Regions from separate parts of the Mus musculus genome. Here all the other regions are linked to region 1. A link is a loop called in an ENCODE intact Hi-C map of the cell type or tissue named here. Cell type or tissue: gastrocnemius. All regions are shown on one strand.

Region 1 (8,000 bases):
AGCATGTCTCAAAAGATGCACAGCAAAAGGAGGGAGTGGGCACACATGGAACCAGACCACATGTCCTAGGGAAGTGGCGGTGCACTTACCGGAGAGCGCTGTAGAAATGCTTATAGCAATTCTACCCAGGACAGCTGTGGAAGCACTTTATACAAAGCATCGCCTTCTCTGAGAGGCCTGAAGTCTAAGAGACAAGTGGAGATGGGGAGACCCCCTCAGCTTCCTGCCGTGGCTTGCCATCACTGGCTGAGTGCTACAAGCCTGGCAAGTGTTCATACGTTGGTGACTACCGCTCCCTGGGGCTTGTATCTCCTGGGATAACCCTTTGAGCGGCTTGGTATAACAACTCACGCGCTTTGCCTTTAAATCATCGCATTAGATTTATGTTTATATTTAGCTTTGCTTTTGTTGTTGTTGTTGTGGCCCTTTTCCAGTTTCCCACCATATATTTTATTATTTTAATAATTGTTAAAGCTTCGTTATTAAAAAAAAACAATTTGCAAATAAATAAAAACACCACACACCAAAACTAACCAGATGCAAGATCTTTACAATTCACTGACCTTACAGTTAAGATAGGCATTCAGAACGGAAGCTGTGATGTACCAAATTCCTTTTTAAACACATTTCCTGAAGCCCCGTGGGCTGACCAAGAGCTTTATCTTCAACAAGGGTCACTAACACAGGCTATCTGGTCAAGTCACCTGGCCTCTAGGGTATGAAAAAAGAAGCAGAGGTAATCCTGATTTCTCCTGCATGGGGAGAGATCAAAGTGTGTGCTTATGTAACTGTTACAGAACCAACCCTAACTCCTTTGAATCCACTACTGTTATCAGTATCAGAAAGGGACTGAGGGACAAATGAACATCTAAGGCTACTCTCTGCAAAGAAATCAACAAAGAAAAACATGTCACCCTGGCGCTCCTTCCTTCCTTATACAGCACCTGGCTTTAACTACTGCTTACTAAGGTGATTAACATACTATAAAAAACCATGGGACCAGCTACATAAAAACAGCCACATAAATTTAAAATACAATGTAGGACATGTTATTATAGCAAATAATAATGGATTGTAGTCTTGAAAGTTGCTAGGACAATAGATTCTGAGTGTTCTTACCACAATAATATATTAGGTGAAAAATGTTAATTGACTCATTGAATCATTCCGTAACGTGTATGTGTTTCAAAATAGCATCATGTGCTCAATGAACATATATGACATTGTTAATTAAAAACACAAAGGGAGCCGGGCGTGGTGGCGCACGCCTTTAATCCCAGCACTTGGGAGGCAGGGGCAGGTGGATTTCTGAGTTCGAGGCCAGCCTGGTCTACAGGACAGCCAGGGCTACACAGAGAAACCCTATCTTGAAAAATAAATAAAAAATAAAAAATAATAAAAATAAATAAAGGGAAAACCATTAGTAAGTGATAGAGCTTTTCTGTGTGCTGGTAGAGTTACTCAGGTATAGCTTCAGTCATTAAGTCTTCTGTAAGGCATATTATTGTCAAGACGGCTTTTTAAGCCGTTTTCTGTGAACTTTGAAAGTTGTACTTTTTATTTGGTCTCCAGGTAGAAGACCTGGGTTTTCACCTTTACTGAAATCCAAATGTGCAAAATACTGGAAAATCTGTGCATTGATGCCCAGGCTTTACCAGGTCCAGCACTGGGACAGAGAAAAGCAATACCATCTCCCCTGTGAAAACATGCAGACGGAGCAGGAAGAAGAGCAGTCACTGTGGTACAAAACGGGGTATTCTTGTCCCTGGCAACCTTGCTCAAGTCTTAGACATTAACAGCAGTCACTCCAGGGAAGAGAAATGCATTAAAGAAAGATTCTGGATAAAGTTACATATGAATCCTCCTAACAAGTGAGGGCAGAAAAAAAAAGTATTGAAATCCTCAAAACTGAATAAAAATAGTTTTTAAAGTAGGCAGGAAGTGAAGAGAGATCCCCACTGTGCATGTGGGAGTCAGGAAGAACAACCTGTTGTCAGGCCTGAGTGTTTGGGCTTGAGTCAGCTCACCGTTCTCTGAACTCAGCTTCTTGCCATGTCTGACCAACTTTCCAAACTCTTGGATCTGGATTCAGCTTGGTTGGTAGAGACTGGGTGACCCTTGCATGACATCATCCCTGAAGTCACACATACCTCTGTTAGCCTTTTACTTCAGTATTTAGAGCCTCCCTACGTGACCTTTTGTAAGATGCACTTCACCAGAGAATCCCTAGATGGTGATAGAGATGAAAGTACAAGAGAAACTCACTATTGTCTGTTACCTATTCTGCATTTCCTCTTTCCACTTCCTCCTACTGGACCTGGGTGTTTTCCCCGGGGGGGGGGGGGGGGGGGGGGTCAAAGGCTGAAAATGCTGCCCTGCATCTCAGGAGCCAGCAGCACTGACTGCTGGAGCAAGTGTCTGCTGTTTCTAAACCTGCTTTGTCCCAGATCCGTGCCTCCTATTCTATGGGGTCTGTCATGCCAAGCTCCTTCCCTGGATACATGATAGGACCGTACTAAACCCATATCTCACAGGATAGTACTGAAAGTTAAAAGAAATAACCTATTCAAACCCATTTGAAGAGTGCAAAGCTCCGTGCATGTGTAAGGCTGTAGTACAACCTCCTTATGATATCTAAGACATTAGTAACTAATAGTGTGACTAGGTATTGCTTTACAGGAACCATAAAGCTGCTGTCCTGTGTCACGTCAGTGAAACAGAATCAAGTCTATAACTGTGGTCATTCTCTTAATGTACATGTCTACCTTATTTAGATGATCATTGTCCACTGCCCTGTCAGGCTACCTCTGAGAATTAATGACTGAATCCTTGTTAGTACAAACCATTAATTAATAATTAAAACTATCTTTTAAGTTTACCCAGGAAGAACACCATCAGTAATTATGATTTTCTTTTAACACAGAGTATAAAAAGCTCATTTGGAACTTTTCTAGATCACTAAGTATCTTGCATATGGCAATGTTCCTAGCTTCCCCCCTCCCTGGTTTCTATCGCTTTCCTTTTTTTTTTTTCTTCCTTCCTACATGTGTATAGAAGCATTTGTTCGTGGACATGGTTAAAGCGGGCCCATGAGGGCTTCTCTAGAGAAATACCCATCCGGCTGCCCAGCGTAACATCTTACATGCCCCCTCACGTCAAGAATGTATATGGTGCACCTATAACTGATTCAAAACCAGCTTCGTTAGCTGGAGTTCAGACTCAAGTATAACAGATGGCTTGGGATTTCCAGAACAGTTTGGAATTAGAACAAAAAGAGGTTTCTGAGTTGTTGTTCTAAGTCATCTTAGATCCTTACCAAAACGATTGGCTGGTTGGGGTTTTTGTTTGGTTGGTTTTGGTTTTTGAGGAAAGCTTGTTTTCTGACTAAAAGAAAAACTGTAGTAGAATTCAAAAACTCTGCTATCTGAATATTTTAACTGTGGGCCACTGACTGCCAAGCTCACAGCACCCCGCTGTGCCCCTCTTGAACTTGGTGGCAGCGCATTATGCCTTCATCCTAAGTAGATCCAGTAACTTCCGTTGAGTTACTGATTGAAAATGTGTGTGCTTTCTTTATACCAAGCACCTGAGGGAAGGACTAGATCCCCGGGCTTTCTGTATATGTTACGACTGTTTTCTCTCTGCCTTGGTTCTTAAACGAGTGTTTATCACATGTCTGACTGACCATGCAATTCTTGATGTCCATGATTCCCTGCCTTGGCCTCCTAAGAGATTGGGATTTCAGACTTATACCACCATGCTTGGCTTGACTGGTGTTTTGCTCCTTTAAAATACTCATTTTTTTTCCTGTGTTGTAATTTTTAGCTAAGCCCCCCACCCCATCTACTTATCTCTTGAATTCTTACTGTGATCTTTCTCATTTCTAGTTCCCTGAGAACTTCATACAATGTATTTTAATCATACTTACTTCTCTCTGACTTCTCCCAGATCCATCTGCCCTTCCAGAACCATTCCACTTTGTGTCCTTTTTCCCCTCCCTCCCTTCCCCAACAAGTTTAATTTATACACTTATTCTTGGATGTGTGGCCTCCACTAGATGGTGATCACAATCCACCGGAGAACACACCCTTAAAGAAATGTGACTCTCAGTCCCAGCAGCTACCAACTGCCAACAGCTCTTCAGCTTGGGGGCGACTTTGTGCCCCCCTCTCCTCTTCATGCTGCGATCTTATCTGGCTGGAGCTTGCGCAGGTCTTAGGAGTGCTACCTCAATTGTGCAACCTCCCTGCTGTGTCCAGAAAGCAGTTTCCTTTGCTCATTCACTGCCTCTGGCTCTTACCCTTATTCCCCCCCTCTCCCACAGTGATGGCTGAGCCCTGGGAGGACAGGGTATGATACAGATGTCCCCATCAGGGCTGAGCCTTCCTCCAACAAACAGTTTTGAAATCTGTTTGTGAGTTGGTGGGCTGGTGGACTTCCATATTATAGCACATTTTGATGAGTAATTACATACTGGCTGTTGTGTGTCTGTGAGACTGGGATTAACCCTCCTGCCCCCCGTTCAATTTCCTTTCTAGGTCCAACTGGCCCACCTTCAACACTCCCTCTAGGCACCCAGACCTCTAGTGGCAGCTCCACCCTATCCAAGAAGAGGCCTCCTCCCCCACCACCAGGACACAAGAGAACCCTGTCTGACCCTCCCAGCCCACTACCTCACGGGCCCCCAAACAAAGGCGCAATTCCTTGGGGTAAGTTTTCCTAAAGTCAGGGTCAAAGCCCAGAGCCCGATAGTTGGGGGGACTCCACTGGGCACTGGACAGTTTGCACGTTAGGAAAACCATCTAAACTGCACACACACTGGCTGTGCACTGAAACATGAATTAATATGATTGTACCTGCCTTCTAAGGCCAGGAAACAGACTGAAAAGTGTCTGGGGCCACTCAGAACCATAGGAGTAAGTAAAGTGCTCTCTAATATTATCAGGGAGCTGATCGTAGAACACCCCACACACACAAGACACCAAAAGCTGCAGGGGCCCCCATCCCCAGGCATTTGAGTAACCTGAGCACAAATACTATTAAATTCTCTCTAGACAGCATATCTAATGTAGTGTAAATAGTATGGGTTTAAAAAAAGAAAATGGGTCCATGTTTGGTACATATATTTTCCCAAATATTTTTATCCACAGATATGGAGGGTAAACTGTAATAATAGGACCTGAACAGCATGCCCTAAATCTCAGCTGAGAGTAGCAACTGTTGTAGGTTGGAATTACAATTCTCACGGAACTCAGCAAAGCAAAATAATGGGCCTTATAAGCACAGGGATGGGTTTCCATGCTACCTAACCTGCTTATCTAACGTGCACAAGCACCCCTGGGTTCAGTCCCAGTACCAGAAAAAGAAGAGAAGCAAACCAAAACAGTTCACTCCTTCATGACAACCAGAACAGGCCCCTCAGAGAACAGAAATCCTGCTTCACCCCTTTAGTGGCTTCCTGCTGAGGTTCAGATAGGTGCAGGCTCTTTATACCGAAACAGGAGTGGCCCTGCCCTTCACCTCCAAGTCTCCCCGTGCACCGTCCAAGGCCCTCACGCTCCCTGGCAGTCTGTCCTCTCCGTGCAAGGCCAAGCTCACTTGTGTGCCTCCCTGGCTCTTCTCTGTTGTCTTCCGCAACACTGTCAGAGTTAAGTTCTTTGCTACCCCGCTAGAATGAGAGTACCATGAGAAGAAGCATCCTTGGCTGTTTTGTTCTCACCTGGATGGAATCCTGCCTGGCCCAAACTGGACATTCAGAAATCTCTCGAGAATGAGTAGCCTTACCCAGAGTCAGTTAGTTGAATCAACAGATCAACACTGGCTGCGGCACTTATCTTGTCTACCAAAAAACAACAAAACAGTGCTAAAGCCCGCACTTTGTGTCTTGCCTACTGCCCTGGCAGTGATATATGGCTCACCATCATACAGTAGCCCAGCAAGGTCCTGGCCCACACAGATGATCTCTGCCAAATGAGCTTGCTAGTCATCTTTCCCCACCAGTGGATTCCACTGTCACTTTTTTCCTGCCTTTTTTTAAATTGGGTTTAACATGTAATGGGTAGTTCAGCTTAATAGTCTTAAAGGATTCCTCAAAGCCTATCTGAATTTTTTTTTTTTTAAGTTTTGAGTAAAAGCCAGAATATACATTCTAAGACTGTCCCACATTTTGTCCCGTATGCCACGGGCCATGCATGTACACAGCACAGGTGTGTTCACAAATGTGTATTTATATTGCAGCCATTCATGCTTTGGCTCAGCATTGCGCTCCTAGAAACAGAGACAACCCTGGAGTCAACATGTCAGATCTCTGTTTTCTGGCCCGAATGGTATCTAACACCTGCCTTTCCATTTTATCTTTAATAGTGGTAGAGGCCAGGCCTCTTCCTAAAGAAACTCAGTTGTTATCACTTATAAAAGTTACTGCCTGCCAGTAGGCTGGGAGCATGAGAACCTTTCACAGATGGGGCCTCAGCCAGCCCTACATGAGAAAAACCAAAGTTTATCCTGAGCATACGTGGCCTTGCTCCAAATGGCAGGACTGTGCTGAGTGACAGCTGGAGTACTGACTTGTTCGTGGTTGGTGGGTGTGCACATATGGGAGCTAGATCTGTGAACAGACGTGGGTCAGTCACACCGGCGCACTGCAGGTACACAATTGGACTAGTGACTGTCAGGGGAAATTCACTCAGCTCCTGACGTGTGTACTCTGCTGATGCTTGGTGTGTGACTCCGTCCCCTGTCTGCTGTTGATGCTGGAGGCCAAGGCAGGGCTCAGACTGTTGAGTCAGCAGCCAGATACAGAGGTCAGCCTCTGGAAAGCGTCTCCCTGGTGCCTCAGTTTCCCTAGTTCTCTTCTAGTTCTCCCCTCTCCCCTCAGCCCTTGGAGTTGGGGTCCATGGGATAGACATAGCTAAGGACATTCTGAGGAGCCATCTCTTACTGGTGTGCCTTCCCAGGTGCAGCAAGCAGGGTCCCAGTCCACACTCCTTCCACTTCCCCCTCTCCGGTGGGCCTCGGTCATGACATGCTCTCACAAGGTCTAGCATGCCTTTTTCCTCTAATCAGCTGTATTGATGCTTAGCTATCCTTCAAGGCCTGTGCTGGGACTTGTTTCAGAGACCCCACTCTGTTTGCCTCTGGCCAGAGGTTGTCCCAATGCTCCTGCCTCCTTGCCTGTCCCTCTCAGAGCATCATCTCTCTGTAGTTCCTAATGTAGTGGTGTCTACTCTCCACATGGGTTTTGGGGTTTTTGTTTGTTTGTTTGTTTCGTGGTTTGTTTGTTTTTTTTGAAACAAAGTAATTCTCTATACTTTAGGCTGACCTTGAACCCATATAGCAATCCCGTCTCAGCCTTCTGAGTACTGGCATTGCAGGCTTGAGCCATCACATGTGGCTTTTAGCAAGTGTTTGTTCATTGTTCAATGCCTCAGTTCCTCTAGCAATAAACTAAGGACTAGTACTGTTACTGTTTTACATATGGAATTCTTAGGAAGGTGCTGTGAGAAAAAGCAAGCAGCACAGGACGGGGGACTTAGCACTCAGCAAGTGTTACCTACGGCTTGTAACTCTAACTCTCAGCCTGCTGTTTGGTGGATGACCAATCCCTCCCTTCCCCTATGTGTGCCATGGAGTTTTGTGTGTCCTTGGCTACTATAATTCATGCCACAAACTTGGGCTCTTCAGACGACAAAGCTTATCCTCACAGTTCTAGATGCTGCAAGTCTAACATCCTGCAGTCATATCTTCTCCTAGGAGGCAAGAGTAATAATTGTTCCTTGACTTATTTAGGGTTCTTAATTGTGCAGATATGCATGCCTATATGTCTCTAGTCAGGCACTTACCAAGTAGGCTACGCTGGATGGCCAACAAGCCTGGGATGGATGGATGGATGGATGGATGGATGGATGGATGGATGGATGGATGGATAGATGGATCTCCCTCCCCTCCCCTTCTCTCTCCAGCTCTGTAATTCCTAGTACACCACCACACCCAGTTTTACT
Region 2 (8,000 bases), 110 kb after region 1:
AGACAAAGGGATGAGAACATGGACAGCAGCTTCTGTAGGGAATTAGACATCAGGAAGGGGTCCGTTCCCCCCCCCCCCTAGAGTTGTGCAGCGTCTACATATAATTCAGTTGCACAAACCTCTTCTCACTAGGGAGTGTTGTAGTCTGCTGGCCCTGAGGCCACACTTTTCCAAAACCCTTTACCTAAAGGCTCTTTCTCCTGGCTTCGCTCCGCCCTTGAAAAAAAAAAGCCCCATTGTGAGCAGGTCTAGGGTCAGCTGGCATATTGGATATGGACACATAGCAGTGGAAGGGAACTGAGCTATTGCAGTGTGATGAAATACTCTGAGGCTGTTAAATGCTAAGTGCATCTGTGGGGAAAGAGGAGAAAGGCTTGGGAAATAGTTAATGCTCATCTCGAGATAGCAGTTAAGGCCGTGTGTTAAGGCCTGCGTGGGTGAAGGTTAGAGGAGAGGCATGGACACCTGGTAAAGGTAGCTGGGGTCTGATGGAGACGCCATCCATGTAGTGTCCTCAGCTAAGAGCCCTTTGGTTGCTGTCCCTACAACTCTGGTTTTCTTTGACCCCAGTTCCAATCAGTTATAAACCCAGGGAAATACATGACTACATATCTTAATTTTAGCATTTATTCTTTGCTTGGCTCGGGAGTGATATCTACAGGACCTTGAACATGCCAGCCAAGTGTTCTACAACTAAGCCACCCCCCAGCTCCAGACTGTTGTCAACTTGGACCCCTCCAGAGCCTCTCTGCTGGCCTCCTGGCCTCTATTGTCTCCCACAGTGGGTCCATTTGGACATCCTGTACCAAGTGGTCTTGATAGGAAATATATCAGATTCTGTTTCTCCCTTCGTTACAAGTATCTTTTCCTGTCACTGTGTTAAGATTTGCGGTGGCTTTGGCTTTTTATTGTCCTTCTCTCCTATCCCAGATGTCTCACAGACTTCTCTTGCTCCCTTGCTGCCCCGTTTTCTTGCCTCAGTTCCTCAGGACCAACTCTAAAGGTCCCCCAGCTTTGGCAAAACCTTCAGAGCTGTTCCAAGCAGAGATGGCTCCTTCTTACAACATACATTACAACATTCTCTGTTACAATTTCCAAGCTCTTGCTCTTTTATAGAAACCTCCAGAGACCTCAAAGAGGGACCATGTGTTCTCTACCTCAGACCTTCCCATGAATCCTGGGATATAGTAGAAGGGATAGCACAAAACGTTGATTGAACCCAACAGTTTATCTTAATGTTATAAAGATTTATTCATTTTCATTTGTGTGTATGTGTACATACACATAGGTGTAAGCATGTGGATACAGGTGCCTGTGAAAAGCCTGAGAGTGTCAGATTTCTTAGGAGTGGAAAATGGAAGGCAGTTGTGAGTGGCCTGATGTGAGTGATGGATCCTGATACACAAACACACACACACACACACACACACACACACACACACACACACACACATACACATTAACACATGCACGCACACAAACGTGCACACACACATGCACACACACAAACAGGCACACACACACACACACATGCACACAGACATACACGCACACTCACACACGCATGCACACACACACACATCCTCTGTAAGAACAGTTAAGTGTTCCTAACTGCCGAGCGTCCCTTTAGCTCTGTCATCATCGTCGTCGTGCTTTGAAATTTGAGAAGTAGACAGAGTGTAGTATATATATGTGGAGAATCAGACAGATCTCGGAGCTGACAGATTGCGTTCGAATCCTGGAACTGTCACATACTGAACCCCGCATTCCTCATTTACAAAGCGGACATGAAAACAGTACCAGATGGGTGTCTATGAAAAGCAAAGGAGGAAATGCAAGTCAAAGGCTGCGTACAATGCTTGGCACCGTGTAAGTAGTGAGAGGATTCCAGAGATCTGAGGTAGTGGCCCTGACTGCAGCGTCTCTGACTGGCCAGGCCTCTTTTGCCAACGTCTTCCCGGTGTCCTTCTGCTTGCTTTTGTAATCTAAAACTTCTAAACCTTTGGCCTCAGCTGAATGAAATGTGATTGTGGTGAGGCAGAAGGGGGGAGAAAGAACTGTGGAAGAAGAAATTTAGCCTTTCTTGTAGGGGGCTTGTTTCCTGAGCCAGCTTTCTGCACATGGGCAATGGTGGAGCTTGCTTGTGTTTCTCGCTATGTCCAGAAAATGGGTCCTGGGTCGATGAGGGGGAAGCTGCTCAGAAAGGAGCCTTTTGTGCTCTCAGCAGACCTGTCTCATTGTTTTTAGTCACCAGCCAACTCTTTTCAGAGTATAAGCACCTCAGGGCCAATGTCCACTTCTGATTCCCACAGATAGCATTAAGGCCAGTGGGTGAAGACTGTAGCGAAGTGTTCCTTATGGTTGGAGGTGTTCCAGCTAAACTGGATGTTCATGGGAGAGATTTCTGCAGTTGTTGTGTGGTTGCTTAGAGGGACCAGTCAGATACATGGTGTTACATTCGTGGGCCAATGAATACCAGTGTGTGTCAGGTAAATGGAGCAAGCCTTATTGGATGGTGAGGATAGTTTAATAAAAAATGATGAAAACCCGATGTAGTGTTGAGTCCAAAGCCTCCTGAAGTATAAAGATCTGAGATCTAGGATTCTTGCCCTCAATGTACAACCCCCACCCCAGGCTCTCCTGGATTGCATACCATATTGTCTTCATGAAACTGAAGAGGCAGACAGGCTTACTACAGTAGAAGACACCAGATTGAGTTAACTGGCTACATTTATCAAGGCCAGCGGTTCTTAAATGATGAGTGTTGGGAGTAAAGGGTAGGCTTGTGGGTTCGAACTGCCCCTAAGTTCATGAGTTGGAAAATCATATGCAGATTTGTGTCTATATATGCATCCTCCTAAGGAGAAAAAAAGAAAGTCCATACTTTCATGGGATTTTTCAGTTGGGGTCTTAACCCCCAAAATGCTCAAAACCTTACTTTCATCTTAGTGCTGTGCTCAGAAAACTAAATATAGTTATGGGAGAGGTAATTGTGCTAAACGTTTATATTTCCCTGCTAGTGCTCCGAGTTTTACAGCAGGATTCGAATGAACTAGTAGATGAGACCTTTTTTTGTGTGTTCAGAGGGGAAGGGAGCATTTATTTGCCGAGAGTGACAGTAGGATTAGAAAAGTAATTAAGTGGTGTAGCTCTACATCACATCAGAATTACAGCCCACTCGACGTTTCTGGAGTCGACGACCCCAGAACAAGGGTCTGATTTATCTAAAAAGACTGCCTGTGGTAAGCCACGTTATCAAGTGAGTCTCATTTCTGTTCCCAGACTGATCATTTAACACCTCCCAAGGGCGTCTCTGCGATAGCATCGCAGGCGATAACGGAGCTTCTCCCTAGGCCCTGGGGAGCCTGCCTAGTGCCAGAGCTGCCTCTGGAAGCGCGCGCGAGAGGCTCAGTACCAGGCCCGAGGGGAAAGGCTTGCTGCCAGGAGCCAGACCTCTCCAGGTGCGGGATGCTGGAATGTGGCGTCTCCCTGGGTAATTAGCTCAGAGCCTTGGTCTCTTTTTGAGCTTGTACTTGTTCACCGCCGCAGTAAGACCCTGGCAACCTCCCGAACGCCGCCTCCCGCGAAGGTGCTGCCCCTTTAAGGGAGGGCGTGGTCTCGTATGGCGTGGCCGCGCCCCCCGGCTTTCCTTGGGGCGCGCCGGACCACCTGTCTCCGGCCGCGCCCCGCCCCTTTCCCGAGGGGTGGGAGAAGAGGGCGGGGAGGACGGTCCAGGCTTTACCTTGCGCAGCGGTCGCGCGGCGCATGCGCACGGCCGGACAGGTCCGCGGCGCCCTCACTTCCTGGCACTCCCCCTCCCCCCTTCGCCGTTACCCTGTACATCCGGGTCTCTTGCCCTCCCCACTCCAAGCCGCCGTCGCCGCTGTCGCCTGGCTCTTCGCGGCTCCGCCAGAGGGGCAGGTGCGGAGGGGCTCCCGGTCCGGCCGCCGCCGCCGCCGCCCCGCTCCGGGCCCGGGGCTCCCCCTAGCGCCGTGACGAGCCGCCGGCGGCCGAGAGAAGCGCGGCCGAGTGCCCGAGCTCGCGGCGGGTGAGTGACCGGCCGGTCGTCTCCTCACGCCCCTTGCGCCGCGGCGGGCCGCGCGGCCGCTCTGCGCGCTCCCGGCCCTGCCTGGGCCCGGCCTCCGCCCATTCATTCTCGGCGTCCGCTCTTCCGCCCGGGCCGCGGCGCGTGCGGGAGCCGGCAGCCCCGTGCCGGGCGCTTCTCGGCTCCCCGGCTTTTTTGCCTGCCATCCTGCCCCCGTGCTCCGCTGCGCCCCGACTCCCAGGCTCCTCCGTGCCCCGGCGTTCCCTGCTTTCCGGGCCAGCTCTCCCGGGCCCTCACCCCTCCTTTCCTCGGACCATGCCACGCTTTGCCGGGACACCCTGCGCCCCTGGAGGGTTTGTGTGTCTTTGCTCCCATCGCTGCGTCTTTCACCTATGAGGCCAGACCTTTCAACTTTTAATTCCCCGCGTTTAAAGTCCAGATGCTCAATCCTAGGGTGTGGCCTTAGTGTGTTTCCAACACACACACACACACACACACACACACACACACACACAGCTTTTTATTATAATTACCCAAATCTATGTCTGTCAGAGTCTCGTGAGAGTGGCCATCGGGATGTGTGTGTAATCTCGTGGCTTCTTTGGACCACTCCGCCTCCCTCGTATGTGGTACATTCATTTTTCTCTTGAGCATAAAATTTGTCAAAAAGTGTTCTTTTCAATGATCCCATGCCTGCTTTGCAGCATCACCTGTTTGTACTGTTAGTGAGACTTTTTCTTGCCTCTGACAACTCTTATAGCACTCCTTGTTATCCCTTTCCACTCCACATACTGCTGGGATGCCTGAGCCCTTGCAGAACCACCAAATGCCCGTTCTGGATAAAGCAAAGTTTTCTCATTCGTTGACACTTTCTCTCTTCTCCTGAAGTGTATTAAGTCTGACACCTTTGAACCCTGCTGCGTGAGAAATGTGTTCCAATCAATTTTGAGTTTTTTGAGTCTTATAGTTTGGTATACTGATGTTCCTGTAGCCTAAGGAACTCTTGTCACTTGTGTGTCCTAGCACCTTAGTGCACATAATTTTAGATTAGCATACCCCAAGAAAAAACACACAGATCCTTTTCATGTTTTAATTGTGTTTAGTAGTAGAAATGGAAGCTTAGTGCTGAGGATGAGTGTAGTTGGAGCGTATTTGATAGTCTGTTGTAAAGTTTAACTGAAATTGCCTAATCAGCATCTATAAAATGAACTAACAGCACTTTCTGCACTGTGACTTTCATGGTCCGTTATGGTGAACTCCAGTTCATTTCAGAGCACACATGCCATATATCATGGCAGCCATACCACCCTGTAATGGCCACAGCAGCATTTTCTAATACTTTTTTCTTTCTGAGCAACTAGGTTTTTGTTGTTGTTGTTCTTGGGTTTGGAGGTTCCCCACCACCACCACCACTTTAGGCTTTGAATAGCCACTTTACAGATTTCTCTTTTTAAAAAAAAATTAATGATGTGTGTTTGTGTGTGAAAGTGGAGGAGTCTGCGTGTGATTCTGGAGTTGATTCTGTTTTCTTCCTTCACCATGGGATTCAGGGATTGAACTAAAGTAGCCATGCTTGGGCCATCTCACCCTGCCCCAGCAGCAAGATTTCTCATTCTTTTTTTTCCCCAGAGTGATTTTTTTCAGGATGACTTAGAAAATCCCTTATAACATCAGTAGTGATGTGGCTGCCTTGGAGGAAAGCCTTGCTTTGTAAAATGCTCTACATTTGGTGGTTCTGTAGTGTTATATGTAAATGCACAGAGTATATATACTTTTTTCTTCACTAAGAAGGAGACCATTTAATCAAGGGGGGCTAGGTTAATAAGTTGCTTTTGGTTGTTCCAGCAAAGAGTGAAGGCAGTTGATTTCTTACATGGTATAGGTGATGTTTAATGGAGTTTAAAAATTCATTTCTCTGAGCTTTCTGAAAATAGGTTAAAAATAAGGTGTGTGGAATTGTGCCATGTTCAAGATTATTTGACTTTGAAGCAACCATTTATCTTTACTTAGTAAACAGTAATTGATGGAGAAGTACAGAGTGATGGGTTTTTCATATTATTCCTAGTCTCCTTAGGGAAAAGCCTGGATTATCACTCTTACTAAGTATTGATGCTTCAGTTGTTAAGAGCCAGTAATTTTCTTTTCCCTGTTTAAGGAAAGCAAAAGACTATATTATCTGAAAACACTTGTGTTGGTCTTTATATCCTGTCTATTATTTTTGGTTATTCTTTTATAGCACAGCTTAGCAGTTTCTGCCTGGTGTATAGTGTATGAATTGTTAATATTTTGGGCATCCTAGACTGTAACAGCACTTTGGAACTATTGTAACTATGTGGCAAAAGTTTTAGAGAAAGATATTTTTTGCTCTGAGCTGCAGATCTCAAAATACTAAGTATTTTGAATTTGCTATGTTGGGTTATTAAGTTATTTTGAGATCTTTAGGGGGCAAAGAAGAATAGACATAACATTAGCGTCTAATTTATAGGCTGGATTTGTTTATTTCAAATGGGTGTGTCGATACATATATCTTGCCAGTATTCATGAACAGTAGTCACTTTAGAACATTTCTCATGTGTTTAGTTTGTTTCCCAGAGTTAGCATAAAGTGTTTTGGTTATGGGAGCTCTTCTATATCTGTTTACTAAAGTAGATTAATTTATTCAAAGATTTTTTTTTTAAACACATAGCAAAGATGGCATAATCCAACGGTACAGTGGTAACTTGGTTTTGGACTAGTCATGCTGATATGCTACCAGTAGCTAACACTTGTACTAGGTTTCTTTAGGCCGAGGTAGTACTTTAAGATATGGTTTAATTTTAAAACAGTCTTGTTAGATAAATACTTATACTGCTGTCTGATAGATGAGGAGTCAGGTGCTAGGCTGCAGTGTTGAGCAGCTGCCTTATACCCAGTAAATTAGCTAGATGACAACCTTGGAAGACATAGGTTAACTTTGATTCATTCTTGATCAACATTAGAAAACTAAGGTTCAAAGAGCTTTGGCTATTTGTTCAGGTGGCTTCTAGGTAGAATACCTTTTTGACTCACAGTCTTTAAATACATTTTTATTTCAAGGTATTCGTTTGAGGCCTTATTTTACATTAAATATTTAGATGGTATTCTTTAGGCAAGAAATCTTTTTGCATTCTTTTCTCCCCTGCAGTAATTTCTACTTAGTGTACTTTGCTAGTGCATCATGTGGCACATGTTAAATCTTGGACTGATAGTGTCTGGGACACTTCTTCCAGTCATCAGTTGGCATGCTTTCAGATAATTTAGATGATACTGAATTGTAGGTCAGAATAAACATTTTTGGATATTATTTGCTAAGGAAAAGAATTATGACATTATTAGTTGGGACTACTTGTGCCACCTCTCTCTTTTTATAAGGGTAATAGGGAATTGAATACACTCATATAAATGAATCTGAGATTTAACTAGGTCTTGAGCAGTTATTTGCCACTCTTTCTTCTTTCCCTGATTGAGATTAAAACCAGAGCCTTACACAAGCTTCTCTGCATATGCCCTACTATTGATATCTGCTTTAATCCCTTGAAGTATACATCTGTAGGTTTTTTTTAACTTAGAGATTCTTTTCATTGTAAAATTGTAGTGCTTATATGTGATTTTAAAAAACAGTGTATATGGACATAAAACATGACATTTAATTTCTAGTTTGAAATAGGATAATCCTGAGATTATAAAATGTGAGTACCAAATCACACCTGTAATCCTAGCACTTGAGAAGTAGAGGTAGGATTACAAGTTCAAGTCCACCCTTGGTTACATGAGACTGGATCTCTGAACAAATTTCTAAAACAGTAAAATGGAAATGCATAACCCTGTGACATTATTGTAATTTTCTTTCATTCCTTTTTAAAGACAGGGCCTCATTGTGTAGTTTTAGGTTGGTCTTGAATTTGAAATCTTGTCTCAACCTCCCTAGTGTTGGTAT
Region 3 (8,000 bases), 330 kb after region 1:
ACTCAATAAAGTTCTCGCTAACCGAATCCAAGAACACATCAAAATAATCATCCATCCTGACCAAGTAGTTTTCATTCCAGGGATGCAGGGATGGTTTAATATAAGGAAATCCATCAACATAATCCGTTATGTAAAAAAACTCAAAGACAAAAACCACACGATCATCTAGTTAAATCCTGAGAAATCATTTGACAAAATCCTACACCCATTCATAATAAGTCTTGGAAAGATCAGGAATTGGAGGCCCATACCTAAACATGATAAAAGCAACTTACAGCAAACCAGTAGCCAACATCAAAGTAAATGGTGATAAGCTGGAAGCAATCCCACTAAAATCAGGGACTAGACAAGGCTGCCCAGTTTCTCCCTACCTCTTCAACATAGTACTTGAAGTCTGAGCCAGAGTAATTCGACAATAAAAAGAGATCAAGGGGATATAATTGGAAAGGAAGAAGTCAAAATATCACTTTTTGCAGATGATATAATAGTATATATAGGTGACCCTAAAAATTCCACCAGAGAACTCCTAAACCTGATAAACAGCTTCAATGAAGTAGCTGGATATAAAATTAACTCAAACAAGTCAATGGTCTTTCTCTATACAAAGGATAAGCATGCTGAGAAAGAAATTAGGGAAACAACACCCTTCACAATAGTCACAAATAATATAAAATTCCTTGATGTCACTCTAACTAAGGAATTGAAAGATCTTTATGATCAGAACTTCAAGTCTCTGGAGAAAGAAACTAAAGGAGATCTCAGAAGATGCAATGATCTTTCATACTTATGGATTGGTAGGATCAATATAGTAAAAATGGCTATCTTGCCAAAAGCAATCTACAGAATTCAACGAATTAGAAAGGGCAATCGGCAAATTCATCTGGAATAACAAAAAACCTAGGATAGCAAAAACTCTTCTCAAGGATAAAAGAACCTCTGGTGGAATCACCATGCCTGACCTAAAGCTGTACTACAGAGCAATTGTGATCATAACTGCATGGTACTGGTATAGCGACAGACAAATAGACTAATGGAACAGAATTGAAGACCCAGAAATGAACCCACACACCTATGGTCACTTGATCTTTGACAAGGGAGCTAAAACCATCCAGTGGAAAAAAGACAGCATTTTCAACAAATGGTGCTGGCACAACTGGCGGTTATCATGTAGAAGAATGGGAATTGATCCATTTCTATCTCTTTGTACTAAGGTCAAATCTAAGTGGATCAGGGAACTCCACACAAAACCAGAGACAGTGAAACTTATAGAGGAGAAAGTAGGGAAAAGCCTTGAAGATATGGTCACAGGAGAAAAATTCCTCAAAAGAACAGCAATGGCTTGTGCTGTAAGATTGAGAATCGACAATTGAGACCTCATAAAATTGCAAAGCTTCTGTAAGCAAAAGACACTGTCAATAAGACAAAAGTCCACCAACAAATTGGGAAAAGACCTTTACCTATCCTAAATCAGATAGGGGACTAATATCCATTATATATAAAGAACTCAAGAAGGTGGACTCCAGAAAATTAAATAACTCCATTAAAAATGGGGCTCAGAGCTGAACAAAGAATTCTCACCTGAGGAATATCGAATGGCTGAGAAGCACCTGAAATAATGCTCAGCATCCTTAATCATCAGGGAAATGCAATTCAAAACTACCCTGAGATTCCACCTCACACCAGTCAGAATGGCTAAGATCAAAAATTTAGGAGACAACTGATGGTGTAGAGGATGTGGAGAAAGAGGAACTCCTCCACTGTTGGTGGGATTGCAAGTTTGTACAACCACTCTGGAAATCAGTCTGGCTGTTCCTCAGAAAATTGGACATAGTACTATCAGAGGATCCAGCAATACATCTCTTGGACATATATCCAGAAGATGTTCCAATTGTTAAGAAGGACACATGCTCCACTATGTTCATAGCCTCCTTATTTATAGTAGCTAGAGCTGGAAAGATGCCCCTCAACAGAGGAATGGATACAGAAAATGTGGTACATTTACACAATGGAGTACTACTCAGCTATTAAAAAGAATGAATTTATGAAATTCCTAGGCAAATGGATGGACCTGGAGGGTATCATCCTGAGTGAGGTAACCCAATCACAAAGGAACTCACACAAAATGTACTCACTGATAAGTGGATATTAGCCCAGAAACTTAGGCTACCCAAGATATAAGATACAATTTGCTAAACGCATGAAACTCAAGAAGAATGAAGACCAAAGTGTGGACACTTTTCCCCTTGTTAGAATTGGAAACAATCAACCAAGGAAGGAGTTACAGAGACAAAGTTTGGAGCTGAGAGGAAAGGATGGACCATGTAGAGACTGCCATATCCAGGGATCCACCCCATAATCAGCTTCCAAACGCTGACACCATTGCATACACTAGCAAGATTTTGCTGAAATGACCCTGATATAGTTGACTCTTGTGAGACTATGCCGGGGCCTAGCAAACACAGAAGTGGATGCTCACAGTCAGCTATTGGATCGATCACAGGGCCCCAATGGAAGAGCTAGAGAAAGTACCCAAGGAGCTAAAGGGGTCTGCAACCCTATAGGTGGAATAACAATGTGAAGTAACCAGTTCCCCAGAGCTCTTGACTCTAGCTGCATATGTATCAGAAGATGGCCTAGTTGGCCATCAGTTGAAAGAGAGGTCCATTGGTCTTGCAAACTTTATATGCCTCAGTACAGGGGAATGCCAGGGCCAAGAAGTGGGAGTGGGTGGGTAGGGGAGTGGGGGGGGGGGAGGACAGGGTATGGGGGACTTTTGGGATAGCATTGGAAATGTAAATGAAGAAAATACCTAATAAAAAAATAACAGAAGCACAACACAAACTGAAGCTGTCAACTGAATGACTGAACTCAGTACAGAATTTTCTCCAGGACTGTCACCTTGAGTTGTACCACCACCCAACACATACACCACACACAACATACACACATCATCCCCACCCAGCCTCCATACCCACACATTCAGACTTTGCCATGACTGTGTTAGGCATGAACCTGTGTGTGATCTGACTGTCAGAACATCAGTAGTTCTCAGAGCCCCAAGTTATTCCTCAGTGTGGCTGGTAGCACCTAAGAGAGGAGGGGATACACACACACACACACACACACACACACACACACACACACACACCCTATTCCTGCAGTATCTATCTTGTAGATTAATCCTCTAGTTATCAGCAACAGTCAAGGAAGCTGGGCTCTCTAATTTAGCATGCACAGTTAGTGGCTGATGGCTTCTAGAGAAATTGTTTGTATCCTTATAGCACCTATGATTGAACCATAGGGTGGGGATTGGGAACAGGGTTGGAGATGCCTATTAAATGTCTGGGGGAGATGGCCTTACTGTTACAGACCATGGTAAGTGATAAGTGTTTTTATTTACAGAGGGGAAAGAAAATGAACCCTATACTCAAAATATTAACAGCAAAACAAAATAAACTGCGATTGGATCAAATGTTTTACCCAGTGACTCAAGGCCATGCTTGTGGAGAATGAATGTAGGGTGGGTTGGGGGAGGGGTTCAGGATGGGGGTAGGTGTAGGGGTGGGAGTGGGGGTGGGGAGTGGAGTGTTTCCTGGAGGATAAACTCTAAAGTTTGATGTGTGCACGGAAGAGAGGAAGAGTGGAAACTTATGAGAACTGACTAGGTGGGTGAGAGGAGGCAATAATGGGAGGGGGCTCTGGGATGAAGGGTTCTGACGGTGCAGAGCCCAGTTATTGTCCGGTCAGGCAAAGTGTTGGTGAACCTAAGCTATGAAGAGAAATTGGAGCCGGATGTACTACAGGTCACTTCCTCTACCTCCTTTCTTCATGTCAGCTTGGGAGAGAAACGACACTGTGGTTTCCCCTTCCACAGGAGAAGGCCAGTTTTCTCAGAAGCTTCTGGCCAGCGATATGGCAACTATTAAGTCCTTTTTGGTCTGTTATGAGGACTAAATTTTCCTTGCCAGTCAACACATTGTCCCTTCCATGTCTGATTGTATAAACAAGATGCTTTTCGCGCTCCCTAGTGCTCAAAATGTGATTTGCAGACACTTTGAAGTTTGTTTGCTTGCTTGTTCTTCCTAACTTCGTTCAGTTCACACATTAAATGTTGTCATCTTTGTGTCCTCCACAGGCTCATTTCATGGGTCAAATGCTTGAATTTTGTTGTCAGGCACGTTTAGACCTCAGCACAGCTCCATGAACGTGAATGCAAAACAATTCGAGATCACAGGTTGAGCATAGATAAAGAAGGCCAGCTAGTAACTGAAGGCTAACAAGAGACCTGTTTGACAGGACAGGAGGAAAACAGTCTGCTTCACCTCACGGAGTATTTATTTGCTTGTTTTTACTTTGTGTGTATTCGTGTTTTGCCTGCATGTAAGCGTCCCAAACAAATGCAGTGTCAGAGGAGGCCAGAAGAGGGTGCTGCCGTATGGGCTCTAGACCTGAATTCTGATTCTTTGCAAGAGCTGCAAGACTCTCTCCAGCTCTCATGGAGTAATTCTTGAATGTCAGAGGGTGTAATGGCCACCTAAAGTGCTCATTTAAGATGCCAGTTTCAGGCAAGTGAGATGAATTAGCTGGGGAAGGTGCCTGCTACCAGGCCTCATGACGAGCTCTCTCTCCATGCCCCTCATGTTGGAAGAGGATAACTGACTTCCAACGTTGGCCCTGGCCTCTGTATGTGTCCAAGGCACACACGCATGTGCACACAATAAATAAACAAGCATAATACAATGAAGGTTTCCGGGCATCTGTGAAAGGATCTGATTCACAGGACACACAGGCTGGTGCTCAGGTTGACATCAGTCCCTGGTGTTCGGCTTGGGAGTCCCTATGTGGGGTGTGGGAAGAACTCTAGCAGGTATAACCTCACCTTACCTAACTTGAGTTTCTTTTTTATTCAGTTATTCTCACTTCTGCTAACACTAAGAAGAAGATGACCTTTCCAATGAGATTTGTGGGAATGTCTGGACATCTAAGATATCAGGATCTAGTCATTGAGACAGGTATGACATTGCTAAACTGAGATCTACCTGGCATGGGTTTATCGTAGGAAATTTCTCATAAGAACAGAATTGCGAGGTGAAAAGCGTATGGAGGAGTTGGGTGGGGGAGGGGTAGGAAAATGGGGGAGGATATAGGGGATGTAAGGACAAACACTAATTCTTGGGTGGGCCAATATATTATCTCTTTCTAGGCTCGTGGATAAATGACATCGATCCAATTGGTGAGTGTGTCTTGTGGGGTTGGGGTTGAAGATCAGGGTGATGCTACTTGGCTCTGCCCTAGCCCTGATTCTGGTTGCTGGAGGATGGGAAAGTTCATGGAAGGCCAATGTGGTGAAGGCATAGACTGGGTATGGGGCAGGAGATATGAGATGTTCCAATGTGTGTCTCAAAAAAACTGAGGATGAAGAAAATTAACAGCTCAGGTTTCTCTTTCTAGGAACAATTAAGGAGCCCACCCATCTAGGTGAGTGTGTGTGTGTGTGTGTGTGTGTGTGTGTGTTTAAAAGAGGAAAGGAAATCTGGGCTTCTACTGGGAAACCATAGGCTTGGATCTCAAATGATAACTTCCCATGGATTTCAGAAATCAGAGGTCTACTTCCACATTCTTTTCAGTTAGTTCAACTCACACATGCACAATTGTGTGCACTGATGTTCACTGAGGACAAATGGGAAGCAGACATTGCTCCAGCATGGGGAATGAGAAAGAATCAGAGATGTGCTTTGGTGCTTCCACGGTGGTACCCTCCCACTGTCCCGGCTCACCCATAGGACAAGTGGCAGAACCAGAACGCCCTCAAATGTACTGCTTGGCTAATTCTTTATAGATTTCAGAGATACTGACCAATAAGTGTGGCTATTATGTGCAAGGTGCCCGAGAATCACAAACACATTGACCCCCTCACCACATCCCCATTTATCACACACCGAAGCTGATCCACAAACACCGAGGATCACCGTCACCAAAGCCCAACAGTATGTTTCATTCCTGACATATCCCAGAAATGAATACTTGCTCCTTTCTCTCCCAACACTTGCAATAACCAGTGTTCAGATTTCCATCTCTACCTCCAGTGCTATATCCCATCTTTTCAGAAGGTTAATGCTTCCTGGTTTCTGGCTCCATGATAGTTCCTCCCCCCCTCCCAGTGGGGTGTAGGGGTGCATGGGTGCTCAAGCAGGCTGTCACTGGAGACATTTTTAGCTGCTGGAAAATGATACCATCCCAGAGATATTAAATTGAAGAATGTCTCTTACTTTCTGATTGGTGTTGCTGTCTGCGAGCAGATTTCATGTGCCTACAAAATGAAGTTTCTGAACAAACACGGCTACTGGCTGAACTCTCAAAGGATGTTCAAGAAGTTGTGTTCTCCAGTTTCCTGCACATGCTCTGTGACAGGGATGTTCTGTATGACCTGATGAAAATGGTGAGAGTTCCATAGCTGCCTAGAGATGATCAAACCTGTAACGGTCAGTTTGGGAGACAGGGATGCTAAGACATGAGGGAGGAGGGATGTATATGATGCTGAGGACGCTGAGAATGATGTCAAGGTTTGGGGATCCCAGCTCCATGCACAATGCTGAGGGCTAAAGAGTGTGGCCTACTAGTTCTGCTCCCCATGGAGAGATACTTAACTCTTTTGGAAATAGGCACATTACATGAGAATACTTTTGAGCTAGATATGGGAAGCTGAAGTTACTTGAAGGAAGGTTGAAAGTTCAGGGTCTTCCTGGACTACATAGTAAGTTCAAAGTTCACTTGGGCAAGGGCCTGAGACCCTGTCACACGAATGAAGAAAAAGAAGGGTTAAAGGAGCCACGGGGTAGCTTGGTGATAAAAAAACTTGTTCAGCATGTAGAAAGCCATCTAGTCCCCAGCACTAGAAGTGATATTAACAGAACACCTGTCTCCTGTAGCTGGAGTTGAATCAGTTGGGGCATATGGATGGCCCAGGTGGCAAAATCCTGGATGAGCTTCGAAAGGACTCGAGCCTTTCATGGATTAACCTAAAGGACCTCATTCTTTATCTCCTTCAAGCCCTGATGGGTAAGAACGATTTCAGGGGGAGTGTGGGGAGAGTCCTCATGTTGGTCCTCATAGGGCTGTGTCAGAGGCCACCTCCCCAAAGCCTTTGGATTATCATGACCATTCGCACATCACCCTTCTCTCTAATGCCAGCAAGGCTCAGAGTGATAACAGTGCATGGACCACAGATGGAGTCTGAGGTCTAGAAAGTGAGCAGTCGCCAATCACCTAACACATCCTTGTAGGAAGCTGGTTCCTGCCTCAGCCCTTAGAATTTTCAGCTCCGGGTCATATCACTTATGAGCCTGGAGCTCATCTCAAGGCCTGGAGACCTTTTTTGAGCAGTGCATTTGACCTTCAAGTCCAATGGGGAGATATTCCTGTGTCTCAGAGTTTTCCTCTCATTGGGTTTTATAGTTCATGGTAAGAAGAAAATACATTTTCCTTCCCCCAGTGCTGAGTGATACCCAACTCTGTCTGCTGGCCCTGTCTGTGGAGATGCGGCTCCTCCCGCACCAAGTGGAGCTGGTAAGAAACTGCCAGGGGCTGGTCGTCCAGGGAGGGAGAAGAAGAAAGCAGGAACAGTTTTTACAAGGGGAGTTGGGAACCCTCTGGGGAGCAGGCAGGTTGGGTTCCACCATATCAGGAGCATCTCTGCAGTTATGGAAGCCTTGGAAGTGAGGCCCACTAGGTCTATATAGCCATATAGGTAGCCATATAGGAAGGCATCTTTGTAGGTAGTAAAGGAATACAAGTCAGTCTTACCGTTTGATTATGGTTACCATCTGCAAATAGCCTCTCCTCTCCCTTATATATTTCTCTCTAAATACAAAAGTGTGTATAGCCATATGCATACATGTGTGCACACACCGGCAGATGATACTCTTGTGCACTTTAGGCTCTATTATTGCTATGTTGTAGGTAAGGAGCCAATGCTTAGTGCTTCAGGTCTTGCTCATTAG

Evidence for each region. Peaks named below come from ENCODE experiments on the same cell type or tissue, not always from the same donor. Only the 100,000 strongest peaks of a DNase experiment are listed, where the experiment ranks them.
Region 2: a loop joins it to region 1, with 4 times the contacts of the local background. A loop is called at or near these places in 7 of 42 quality-filtered maps.
Region 3: a loop joins it to region 1, with 8 times the contacts of the local background. A loop is called at or near these places in 3 of 42 quality-filtered maps.

What each region holds. Positions count from the first base shown.
Region 1 is chr15:64,107,615-64,115,614 of GRCm38, reverse strand. It overlaps Asap1 (ArfGAP with SH3 domain, ankyrin repeat and PH domain1), which reads left to right. Exons shown (of 31, transcript NM_010026.3): 26 at 4,539-4,709. Among named protein-coding and RNA genes, the nearest start is that of Gm20717, 13 kb to the right of the region's middle. In gastrocnemius, a CTCF peak has its summit at 4,057 (motif pointing right); DNase peaks (open chromatin) are centred at 3,471 and 4,172; H3K27ac peaks cover 232 bases.
Region 2 is chr15:63,993,946-64,001,945 of GRCm38, reverse strand. All of the region lies in intron 2 of Cyrib (CYFIP related Rac1 interactor B), which reads left to right. Among named protein-coding and RNA genes, the nearest start is that of Gm25628, 28 kb to the left of the region's middle. In gastrocnemius, a CTCF peak has its summit at 3,983; a DNase peak (open chromatin) is centred at 3,748; H3K4me3 peaks cover 2,295 bases; H3K27ac peaks cover 2,174 bases.
Region 3 is chr15:63,777,007-63,785,006 of GRCm38, reverse strand. Gsdmc (gasdermin C) reads left to right here. Exons shown (of 12, transcript NM_031378.3): 6 at 4,911-5,012; 7 at 5,204-5,233; 8 at 5,452-5,478; 9 at 6,300-6,439; 10 at 6,930-7,059; 11 at 7,493-7,566. Among named protein-coding and RNA genes, the nearest start is that of Gsdmc, 28 kb to the left of the region's middle. In gastrocnemius, a CTCF peak has its summit at 4,042; DNase peaks (open chromatin) are centred at 4,030 and 4,422.